Linked DNA regions of Homo sapiens: region 2 is linked to region 1. Evidence: read pairs that join two places in POLR2A ChIA-PET (ENCODE). Cell type or tissue: OCI-LY7. All regions are shown on one strand. Each heading gives the region's core, and the rest is flanking DNA. Links, peaks and the distances in the headings are about the cores only.

Region 1 (5,000 bases), core at 1-5,000:
AAGCCCTTCCCTGCCTCCCCATTTCCTTTTGGTTGAATCCAAAAAAAACCTGGTCCCATCTGGCTTCACTTCCTGCCACCCGGTGCTAGCGCCCTGGCCTCTCCGTTGTTGAGAACTGATTGCCATCGGCCTTTGCACAGGGCCAGTGCATGTGGCTCTTGGTGCAAGTGACACCCCTGGCATTGTGCAGTTCCTGGTGTGCCGCACAGTAGACCCTGTGCTGATGACCAGCCATGGCCTTTTCTGTCATCTAAGAACTTACAGATGTTTGTCAGTTTGCTTTACTTTTTTTCTTCGTACTCACAAAAGTAATGGTCTGGCAGTTTTTAAAAAGGCAGGGGAGCAAACAGTACAGGAATGAAAGAGGAGGCCGTTTTCCTTCGTACTTAGGAAACGTGCATCACCAGCAGCTGTCACGATGCCAGAGGCTGCTTCTCCCTTCGTCTTGCCTGGCCCCTGCCTGGGTCCTGCCAGGCTTCCCCTGAACTCACACGGAAGCTCAGATGACCAGCTTAGGCAGGGTGGATGGCCCTCCAAGCTTTGGCCAGGTTGCCACGACTGGAAGGAGGAAGTGGTAACTCCAAAGTTGGCTTCTCCTCGGGGTGGTCGGCTTTTCTGCCCAGGAGGCTGGGTAGTGGAATTTCTGGGTTCTTCTGTAGAATAGAGACCTGCCCTTGGGCCCTCACACTCAACACTGGGCGAAGTGCAGCGTGTTGCTTGTCTGTAGCATGGCCACTGCACCCACCGTCCCCTTCACCCTGTTACCCTGTGAGACGGGTGCGGCAGAGCCTGCATCCCTCCTCCAGCTGGGGAGGCAGAAGCGCAGAAGCTTCGGGTGACCTCCTGAGGGGTGTCTGCCTAGCCAGGGACGTCTCCATTCCCCACAGGCAGGGCCGCTGTCTGCCTCGCAGCCCATGGGGCTCTGCTGGCGTGAACGCGGCCTTGCAGGGTGGCAGAGGGAGAGCGAGCAGCGGGGGCGGGGGAGGAGCACAGGGTGTGCAGTTGGGTCATAAACTCACTGCTTAGATGGAGTTACTAAGGAGTTAGAAAGCAATGCTTACTGCTGTATCATATTTGAGTGATTTTTTCTGGTTCTTCTAAAACCTAAACATGGGGTAAAAATGACTTACCTTCACGTTAGTCATGAAATCTTATATTATGCTGTGATTATGTCTCTTTTTTATTTTAACTGTAGCATCGGTGTGTGGCTATTTTTAAAGACAAACAGAACAAGCCTACTGGTTTTGCCCTGGGAAGTATCGAGGGGAGAGTTGCTATTCACTATATCAACCCCCCGAACCCGTAAGTGTGACTCTGTCAGCTTGCAGATTTCACTGGACTTTTTTTAACAAAGGAAGACTTACATGAACCTTTGTCTTTCAGCGCCAAAGATAACTTCACCTTTAAATGTCATCGATCTAATGGAACCAACACTTCAGCTCCTCAGGACATTTATGCGGTACGTTTTTAGACACTTTAACCGTGGTAATACATCTGGAAACCAGACTTGGAGGTGGCTGAGGAATTGTGGGATCAGAAAAGACTCATCACTGAAGAGCTTGTGTGTTCATGTCCGGAGATAAGTGGCTTATGCTGTAGGCTTCAGGTTTCTGTGGATTTTTGTTGTTGTTTTTGAGACGGAGTCGCTCTGTCGCCCAGGCTGGAGTGCAGTGGCGTGATATCACCTCACTGCAACCTCCGCCTCCTGGGTTCAAGCGATTCTCCTGCCTCAGCCTCCCAAGTAGTTGGGACTACAGGCGCCCAGCTAATTTTTGTATTTTTAGTAGAGACGGCGTTTCACCATATTGGCCAGGCTGGTCTCGAACTCCTGACCTTGTGATTTGCCCGCCTCGGCCTCCCAAAGTGCTGGGATTACAGGCGTGAGCCACCGCACTTGGCCTTGTTTTCTGTGTTAACGTGCCGCCTAACTAGCAGTGTTGTGTATTTGTTTCTGAACATAAGCTTAGGATGTTTTGCCGAGAGTCTTCTCCCTCCCTCAGGAGCGCTGGTAGACAGTTCACACCCACAGCTCAGACTGAGAAATCTGTTTGCTCAAAAGAAACATTTTCCTGAGGTCTGCTCCTTGTTTCTTGCTGTCCACATGCTCACTTTCTCTGGTGTGCAGCCCTCACAGGAGGCAAGATTGGGTTCTGGGCTGGCATTTGATGGAGGAAGCCTGGATAGTTTCTCTTGCTATCAGCGGGCAGCAGCTGGAAGGAAATGTACCTGTGCGCTTTGTTTCCTAACTCAAGCAGGAAGTGTGCGTGGGTGGAACCTTCTCTGCGCCCCTCTGCCTGGCTTCTCATTGTGCATGTCAATCCTTGCAGGTAAATGGAATCGCGTTCCATCCTGTTCATGGCACCCTTGCAACTGTGGGATCTGATGGTAGATTCAGCTTCTGGGACAAAGATGCCAGAACAAAACTAAAAACTTCGGAACAGTTAGATCAGCCCATCTCAGCTTGCTGTTTCAATCACAATGGAAACATATTTGCATACGCTTCCAGCTACGACTGGTCAAAGGTGAGAACTCCCGGGCCTGCTCTGGGTGCTCCAAGGCAGCAGAGCCAGGCTCTGGGTTCAGAAGGCCTAGGCCTGAGTTGTGACTCTTCTCAGGACTCACGTGTGTCCTTGGGCAGGTCACCGTCCCCTCCCTGTAAGGGGAAATTGCAGGACTTCCTCAAATGGTTGTGGGGATTCAGTACAGCCTTTGGCCAGAACCCAGCACACAGGAAGTGCTCGGCCAGTGTGAGCCATTACGGGCTGCTCTGTTCCTGGGCACAGAAGCACAGGCAAGCCGGGGGCTGCACTTTATGAAGGGGGTGGCAGGGCGGGTCATGGAGCTTTCGCCTGGGTGCTGTTGGTTGCTTGGTTGGCTGGTGGTTTGGGCAGGGGGAGTTAGGAGCTGGCAGGAGTGGGGCTGCATTTTTGAGGCCTTTGGGCATGATGGTGAAATGTGTAGACTCGGGTACTCTGCCCAACCCCATGGGAAGTGTGTTGGCTTTCAACCAGCCTGCGTGTTTCTCCACTGCTCAGCTCTTCTGGAGAGGTTGTCATCATTGTATTTGTGGTTTTCATCATTCTCCTCCCACCCCACTCTGCCCTTTGCCCACAACAGCCTTCTAGACTTTTCCCTACCCTGCCCTGGCTTCCGATGGGGAGGTCACCTGCTTCACATAGGAGGGGCTTCCAGTGGCCTGCAGTGTCTTTCCCGCTCACCTCATGTCTGCCTGCGCTGACCCCGTCTCCTTCCACCCTCATGGCTCTTTTCTGGGCCTTCTCCCACTGTCTTCTGTCCCCGTCCACCAGCTCCTCCCCTCTGTCTAAGCATGGAAGGCTCGAGGAACCATTTCCATGTATATTAAGGCTATCGAGAGAGTGGTGTCAGCACCTACCCTCTTGGTTCCCTGTGCTCTGGCCCCTCCTCAGTCCACTGCCAGGTACTTTCTGGCCTCTTGCAGCTGTACTCAGAGTCCCTGTGGCCACGTCCTCCTCATCCAGTCCAGAAGCTTCCTTTCTGTCTGTGCCGGTCACTCACCCGTCCCTTCCTGTTCCATACAGCTCTCCTCCCTGCTTCTTGGCCATGTCCTGGTTTATTCTGCTTTGGGCTGTGGTTCCTGTCCTCCTGCCAGCTCCTGTCTCCTGCCCCTCTTGCCTTGCTGGCCCCCCGCTATCTCAGCCTGGGGGGCCACCACAGGGCTCTAAACAGCGCTTTGCATTCCCAAGACACCTGCTGCCACACAAGCCAGTGACTGGAGACGTCCCTTGGTTCGGGCCCTGCCCGCTCCACCTTTAGTATTTCCCAGTCTCAGGAGCGTGGCTGCACCTGAGTCTCCCTGAGGCCCCGAACTTAGACACAGAAGTCCAGCTGATTGCCTTCCATCCCTCTGACCCCTCCAGGCCTGCTGCTGCTTCTGTGTTTCCCTGTTTGAGGGTTTGCTGTGTGAGCCATGAAGCTGTGTTCTTTTTTTAAAGCAACTTTATTGAGGTACAATTGAAATACAGTCATTGTTTAAAGTGTACAATTTGATCAGTTTCAACATCTGTAAATACCCATGAAACTATCACCATAGTCATCTCCCCGAAAGGTTTTTGTGTATATTACTGTAATCTTCCCTTACGCACACACAAAACCATGGATCTGTTTTCTGGCATTATGGACTAGTCTGAATTTTCTAGAATTTTATATAAGTGGAGCCCTACGCTACATTTTCCCCTCGCCCCAGCTTCTTTCCCTCAGCATAAGGATTTTGAAATTCACCCATGCTGTTGAGTGAATCACTTGTCCGTTACTTTTCAGTGCTGGGTAGTATTCCCGGGTGGGGTGTGCCATTTGTTTATCCATTCACCTGTGTAAGCCATGCACTCAGTTTTGTGACAAGAGTGTACTTTTTTGGTTCTGCCTGGCTGGGGGTGGACAGGCTGTGGCGTGCGTGGAGCCCGAGGCCTCAGCTCCCACATCGGGCTCTTCATTGAATCTCCTCTTTGCATACTCATCCCAGCAGCTGCATCAAAATTCTGCATTTTAACTTAAATGACGCGGGACTCTATACGTTATACGCGTTAAAAAATGTAGTAAATTGAAAGCAGTGAGAAAGGTAATTGCTTTGAGTGCTGTTTAAAAATTGAAGTAAAATCTCATTCATTTAAGCAGTTAATGTCAGCTTATTGTGGGGGTTACATAAATTAGCATCTTTTTAGTTTAAAAGAGAAATTTGCTTCAGGGGTTTTTCATTGTTCTTAGTTCAAGGACAGTTATCTCCAGTGCAAAGTCATGATCACATATGATTGATGTTATTAGCTTGCTGCTTGAGTTACTGTTCAGAAAAACTACACTTTGTATATTATGAGAATTAGTGGTCACTGTTGAGCAAAACTTCTAGAGCTTTCTTGGCATGCCTGTTGGGAAGAGAATAAAAATGTGTCATCAGAGTACAGGTGACAGAGTGCACCCAGCGCCATGCCCCACCTCCCTCTTCCAGTCCTTTGGCCCACCTGCGG
Region 2 (6,659 bases), core at 1,660-6,659, 110 kb after region 1:
CCCAGACACGCCCCCTCCCACCCAAGGCCCAAGCAAGTGCCTCACAGCCCTGATCCCAGCCGCAACAGAGGACAGAGTGGAATCTGGGAGTTAAACACCAAATGGCCAAGGGTGGTTTTCCACTGAGACCTAGAGCCGAGGGGGCCATCAGCACCCGTTCTCTGAAGGCGGCTGGGGCAGATCCAGGGCAGTCGAGCAGGTGGACTCTGGCATCACCCTGCCCAGGCTCAAATCCCAGCTCCATCTTTGAGCTGTGTGACCTGGGATATGTTTCTTAACTTCTCTGTGCCTTGCTTTTGACATTTGTAAAAGGTGGATCATGATGGCATTTTCCTCCCAGGACAGGTATGAAGATTACAGATGAAATCAATCCAACATAATTGGTATAAACCACTTGGCTTAAGGGGTGCCTGGGACATCCACAGGGGCTCTGGTAACTGCGATTCCTGTTATGACCATGACAGGTGACAGCAGAAGGCCCCACCCAGCTCCCACCTCAGTTGTATAGACTGTGGGCTCTGCTTGGCCATGTGTGTTGTGGGGAAGGAGACCCTGTTTTCTCCTGCCTTTGCAGTCCCATTCTCTTTCCTAAGGATTCTCTTTTCCTTCTTTTTTTTTTTTCTTGAGTCAGTCTCGCTCTGTCACTCAGGCTGGAGTGCAGTGGCACGATCTTGGCTCACTGCAACCTCCACCTCCTGAGTTCAAGCTATTCTCCCTGCCTCAGCCTCCTGAGTAGCTGAGATTACAGGCACGTGCCACCACACCCGGCTAATTTTTGTATTTTTAGTAGAGACGGGGTTTCACCATGTTGGCCAGGATGGTCTTGAACTCCTGACCTCAAGTGCTCCGCCCTCCTCAGCCTCCCTTCTCTTTTCCTTTTACAGCCCTTCTGAGATGTCTCTTCTTCGGCGTTTCATTCACTCCCCGCGGCACCCTGGATGCCTGTTCACAGCTCGGTCCAGATTTCTAGAGCTGCTTTTAAAGGGCAGCTGCCACCCAGTGTTGCTCCCTGTATTCCCAGGTCCCCTTGCAGCCGCAGTGAGCTTGTCCCCATTCTGTAGACGGCAATAATCATAATAGTATTAGTAACAATGATGATAGGAAACATTTGCTTACCACTAATTAAATACGAGGGTCTGTACTAAGCCGGTGTCCCTGTATTATCTCACTTCAAGATCTCCGGGGTCACAGAGGCAGCCTGTTTCCAGAGACAGTAACTGAGGCACGGAGAGAGGATGAGGAAATGAAGCTGGGAGACGGTGACTAGCTTGGTGTTCCTTACAAATGGGAGGTGGTGGCTGGAATAGGCCAGGCTGGCCTGACTCAGAGTCCAGCTCTAACTTCTGTCACCAGATTTAAATGGGATTCTGGAGTTTTAATTTTCCCCAAGCAGACGCTTCCTCCTTAACGTCACGATTTCCACACGTGCTGGACACATTTGGAGGTGGACAGAGATGAGGCAAAATTAAACTTTTTCGAGTTGAGTCTGGTTACTCTGGGTAGAGGATCTTGCAAAACCACCTTGCTTTGCTGGGAGAGACTTTGGTCGTGAAAGATAAATGTTCTGCCGTCTGAATCAGAGGTAGGACGCCCCATGCTGCGAATTGTGGCTGCTTAGAAATATTACTGTTTATTGAGTTGCTTTTAACAATTTGGTAAGGAATTTAAATCCCCCATCAAATAAATGAATTGTTATTAGTTTACAAGAGTGGTCTTGGATTTCCACTTCTTTCTAAATAAAGCCTCAGGAAGACAAAAGGGACATGGGGAAATTGCAGGTTAATTTTTTGGTGTGCTCGTGAAATTCCAGGGCGCATGCAAATGAGGGCGAAGATGGTCACACGGATAAGAGCTTAAACTCGCCGAGAGCCTGCCATGCCAACTCACTTTAAAAAATCAAATATATGAAAACAATAAACTTTATAACGTAGCTATGATAAATGGAGAACACAATCATTTGCCAACAACAGTAATAAAAATAATGATTATGATCAGTCACATATTTTGAGCATTTACTCTGTGGCAGGCACAGCTGTAATGTTTTAAAACTGATGTTATCCAAATTAGCCGGGCACGGTGGCCCACGCCTGTAATCCCAGCTACTCGGGAGGCTGAGGCAGGAGAATCGCTTGGAACCCAGGAGGCAGAGGTTGCGGTGAGCCGAGATCGCGCCACTGCACTCCAACCTGGGCAACAGAGCAAGACTCTGTTTCAAAAAACAAAACAAAACAAAAATCTGGCGTTATGCTTTGAAGCTGGTACCATTGTTTCCATTTTACAGATAAGGAAAATGAGGTTAAATTCTTCTTCCAGTATGTTAACAATAGGGGTATCCAATGAAGACATGAAACTTGCTTCACCCATTTTTTCATTTTTTCACCCATATCCTCCTCCTTTCTTCCCTAATTTCACCTATTTTCATCCTTAAAAGTTTAGAAACTTGACCCAGCAGCACCCTCCTAGCCTAGGCTGGTGAACACCCTGTTCCTCACCCATCTTGTAGCTCCGAAGTGCCCACCACACCATGCCTGTTGGTTAATGCAGCCTTCCCCATTGCAGTCCTGCTAAGGAGGGCTGGGACAGGACCCACTCTCCGCCTTCCCAGTGTGGGGCACAGAGTGGGTTCTCAGCAGACATTGCCAAACAAATGAATGAGGGAATCAGTGAATGAATGAATAAAGCAAATGCAGAAGCAAATTCAGATCCAAAATCCACCAGAGGTGTTTCACTACGATTTCAGTGGTCCCTGTCTTTGGTTTAGCAGCGATGTGTCTTTTTGAGGCCCTAAACTACTTTCCTAAAATGAGGCTATTAGGGAGCACCAACCCTGGACCTCCCCCAGGGACTGTTGCAAGGATTAAACCAGTTAACATGCTAGTGTATCAGAACAGTGCCTGACCCAGAGCAAACACCCACAAATGTTAATAACAGTAATAACAATATTATTATTTTATTTTATTTTTTTGAGATGGAGTCTCACTATAGCACCCAGGCTAGAGTGCAGTGGCGTGATCTCGGCTCATTGCAACCTCCACCTCCCGGGTTCAAGGGATTCTCCTGCCTCAGCCTCCCAAGTAGCTGGGATTACAGGTGTGCACCACCACGCCCAACTAATTTTTGTATTTTTGTTTTGGTGTTTGTTTTTTTTTTTTGAGATGGAGTCTTGCTGTTGTTGCCTGGGCTGGAGTGCAATGTCATGATCTCGGCTCACTGCAACCTCTGCTTCCTGAGTTCCAGCAATTCTCCTGCCTCAGCCTCCCGATTACCTGAGATTATAGGCACCTGCCACCATGCCCAGCTAATTTTTGTATTTTTAGTAGAGACGGGGTTTCACCATGTTGGACAGGCTGGTCTCGAACTCCTGACCTCAGGTGATCTGCCCACCTCGGCCTCTCAAAGTGCTGGGATTATAGGTGTGAGCCACTGCGCCTGGCCTATTATAATTTTATATATGAGATATATGATGTCTACCTATCATTACCATTTAAGACAAGTGATATGGGTTTCCCGTGTACTGTAGCACTGTGAGATTTTATTTTAAAATAAATGCATTTGATTTTAAAAAGTGAGTTGGAAATAAGTAAATATCGGTGCGGGTGAATCCTAGACAGGATCCCAATCCCGAGGTGGTGTTCAACCCCTGGGTGTAGGACCTCAGGTGAAGGGTTACTCAATTTGGGGCAGCTTCCCTAAGCCATGATTGTGCCGCACGCATGGCTGGCAGCATGGATGTCAGTGTGGGGAGGCCCAGGCCCTTGGAGGAGGCTGAGGCAGCCTTGTCTGGGACCCCAGGTACGCCTCCAGCCATCTTCCCCACAGCCCCTTCTCTGAGCGCGCAGCCATCACCCCAGACCCGGGCTGATATTTTTAGCACACAGGCACCCTGCACGGCCCTGTACACTCTGACCAAATTTAGAAATCTCAAGAGATCTTTGCTTTTCTACGCCTTCAGAAGGAGCAATGAATGAAAAGGCTCCCAGCCTCCGGTTTAGTGAGAGCAAACCCTCCTGTTTGCAGGGCTCTCTCTGGTAGGGAACCCCAAGCTTTACTGTGCAGTGAAAAAAAGCCAGGTGCAGAATCCTGTGTGTGTTTTGGGTCTACGGTAGCAAATGCAAAGCAACCCCTGCACCGTGCACGTGTGTCTGAGTCAGCACAGCCAGCAGCGGGGCGTGGAAGGAGCCCCCCGCAAGTGGGGGAGGAAGGGGCTGTGGAGGTGATTACCTCACTCTCATGCAGGGCTGAATATTACTGTTTCCCCTGTTAAACAAGGGTGTATTACTTCCGAAATCTGACAACCCCAAGCACCAAAAGGTTTAAAAATATCTCGAGATTGTAAAGCCTCCGACAGAATGCTGAAACAGGATTGCACAGTTGACCAGGAGCTTCTGAGGTTGTGGCGGACCCTCCATGTTTCTGACTGCCGGACAGTCACAGCCCCCTCTTCCCTAATGCCACCAGATGTTCCCTGGGACACCTGCCCCCAGCTCTAGTCCACATAATGCTGCCCTCCACCTCCAGACCCAGGGGAGGGGAGTGGTCAGGGCCGGCCAAGCCAAGCACCGTATGGCCCCTGGTTCAGGACATCGCTGGGACCCAGAGGCCAGAGACCTTCAGCTGGGATCCCCAAGGATCCCTTGGGACCCCTGGGACTGTTGTCCACCTCTGTGCCACCAGGAGAGGAGAGCCCCACTAAGACTGGAGTGACACCGGAAGGTGCAACCAAGAGCAGGCAGGGAGAACACGGAGTGCAGGCGCTGCCTGAGCCCCTGCCCTGGGCTGTGTCGGGGGAGCTACTGTGGAACTTTCTGTCTATGCAGGCTCAGCAGGCCACAGTGTGCACCACCCGGCTCCTGCCAGTGAACCTACAAACGCTGATGGCTAGATTATTTGCATATGTGTTGTTAAATATGGCCAATATTAAAATTAAATGATACAAACATGTAATTAAAGGAATTACATTAAAAACAGAGATAATAGCTCCTCAGGACACCTCACTCCCTAATTAGCATACTGCACTTCACCATTCCCCAGGCTCTTGGGGTGCCACCTCGGCTGCATTTGGGGGAAGGAAATGCTTTAGGTCTGGACGTGCATTCCTGTGCGTCCTCTGGATAGCAGGAAATCTGCCAGCATGGAAATGGCAAATGCTACAAACAGGGGTCCCCCCAAAGCCATTGCTTCCCAGCATGCCTCTGAGAGAAGCCCTGTAACACAGGCCAGGGGGCACCTGCTCTGCAGGACCCCAAGCAACAGGAAGGAAACAGGAAGGAGAAGGGGAGGAGAGGGGGAGGAGAGGGGGAGGAGAGGGGGAGGAGAGGGGGAGGAGAGGGGGAGGAGAGGGGGAGGAGAGGGCAAGGAGAGGTCTTCGGCATCCTTATGGTGAAAACCACATTTTCTCCTCCCCATTTCCCTGGTAGCTGGGAAGCGCATTCAATTAACGTGTATTGATTGGCTTGAGGAAATCGGGCTCCCAGAAGTCTAGGGCCTTGCTTAAGGTCACCTAGCGGTGGGGCAGGAACTGGGACACAGTTTTAATTTGACTCCGGAGCCCTGGACTGGCCTTGTAATTGGTACTTCTTGTGCAGTGCTCACGGACACCTCAGCTGAATGAAGGCCGTGCAGGTGGCTGGACAGAAACGCCCTGTAGCCCGCATCCCTCACGTTCAAGGCTTCTGTTTTTTCAGCACTCATTTCTAAGTGGCTTGCAGCCTTGCAAGATGAATTGTGGAAGTGCATGGGCACAGTACTTAAAAACATAGAGTCCCGAGCTGAGGCAGGTCTGCCCTTTCCAGTTATTTTCCAATCCTTGTGATTACAAAGAGGTTTCTTATTTAGGGGTGAGCCTGACTTTCACACTCGGGCAGGCTCCACTGGCAGCCAGCCTCCTGTGTCCCAGCCTCCAACAGAAGTTAAAGACACGAGGAGGGTTCAATGCATTCACTTTGGGGGATCCCTCCTGCTTATTAAGAAAATGATTTTCCATTTTTGGTAACAGTAGAGTTTTCTTTTAAAATTATTTAAGTAAATTTGGGGAGCAAATGCTACAGATAGTTATGGAAGGCATCCTGAGCTGATGGGCAGTTGCTGGATTTGATGGGAAACCAGGATCCAATTCAATTTCCCAGAGAACCCGAGGCCTGGCGCGGGCAGGGAGGGTCAAGGAAGGGAGGAGCCCAGGGTCCGGCCCTCGGCCCCAATCAGGGAATGCAGCTGCCTCAGAAAATGCTGGCTTTCATATGTCAGGGACAAAAGGGACCCTTTTTTCTCCCCTTTTTTTAGTTAGAAGGAAACCTTTGAGCCATTTATAAAGACAGGCTCGCTGACTTATGGGAAAGTGGGCTTCTCTACTGTCATTTACTAACTGGTATGCTTTAGCTCTGTGTCCCCACCTGAATCTCATCTTGAATTATACTCCCATAATTCCCACGTGTTGTGGGAGGGACATGGTGGGAGATCATTTGAATCATGGGGGCAGTTTCCCCCATACTGTTCTCATGGTAGCGAATAAGTCTCATGAGATCTGACGGTTTGATCGGGGGTTTCCGCTTTTGCATCTTCCTTATGTTCTCTTGCCGCCGCCAAGTAAGAAGTGTCTTTCACCTCGCGCCATGATTGTGAGGCCTCCCCAGCCATGTGGAACTGTAAGTCCAATTAAACCA

Evidence for each region. Peaks named below come from ENCODE experiments on the same cell type or tissue, not always from the same donor. Only the 100,000 strongest peaks of a DNase experiment are listed, where the experiment ranks them.
Region 2: POLR2A ChIA-PET joins it to region 1 with 8 read pairs; 10 of 35 experiments call an interaction of 5 or more read pairs at or near these places.

Annotation. Positions count from the first base shown.
Region 1 is chr20:57,372,280-57,377,279 of GRCh38, forward strand. It overlaps RAE1 (ribonucleic acid export 1), which reads left to right. Exons shown (of 12, transcript NM_003610.4): 9 at 1,196-1,302; 10 at 1,384-1,459; 11 at 2,328-2,522. LOC124904938 (a long non-coding RNA gene) reads right to left here. Exons shown (of 2, transcript XR_007067671.1): 2 at 3,961-4,898. Among named protein-coding and RNA genes, the nearest start is that of RBM38, 17 kb to the right of the region's middle. RefSeq lists an enhancer at 2,201-3,198. In OCI-LY7, for the core only: no CTCF peak of the experiment used is centred there; a DNase peak (open chromatin) is centred at 2,712; H3K27ac peaks cover 1,080 bases.
Region 2 is chr20:57,476,837-57,483,495 of GRCh38, forward strand. No RefSeq gene overlaps it. Among named protein-coding and RNA genes, the nearest start is that of CTCFL, 45 kb to the right of the region's middle. RefSeq lists enhancers at 4,132-4,251, 4,262-4,311, 4,522-4,741, 6,504-6,659. In OCI-LY7, for the core only: CTCF peaks have their summits at 5,510 and 5,711; DNase peaks (open chromatin) are centred at 4,105, 4,815, 5,585, 6,555 and 1 weaker place; H3K4me3 peaks cover 3,453 bases; H3K27ac peaks cover 5,000 bases.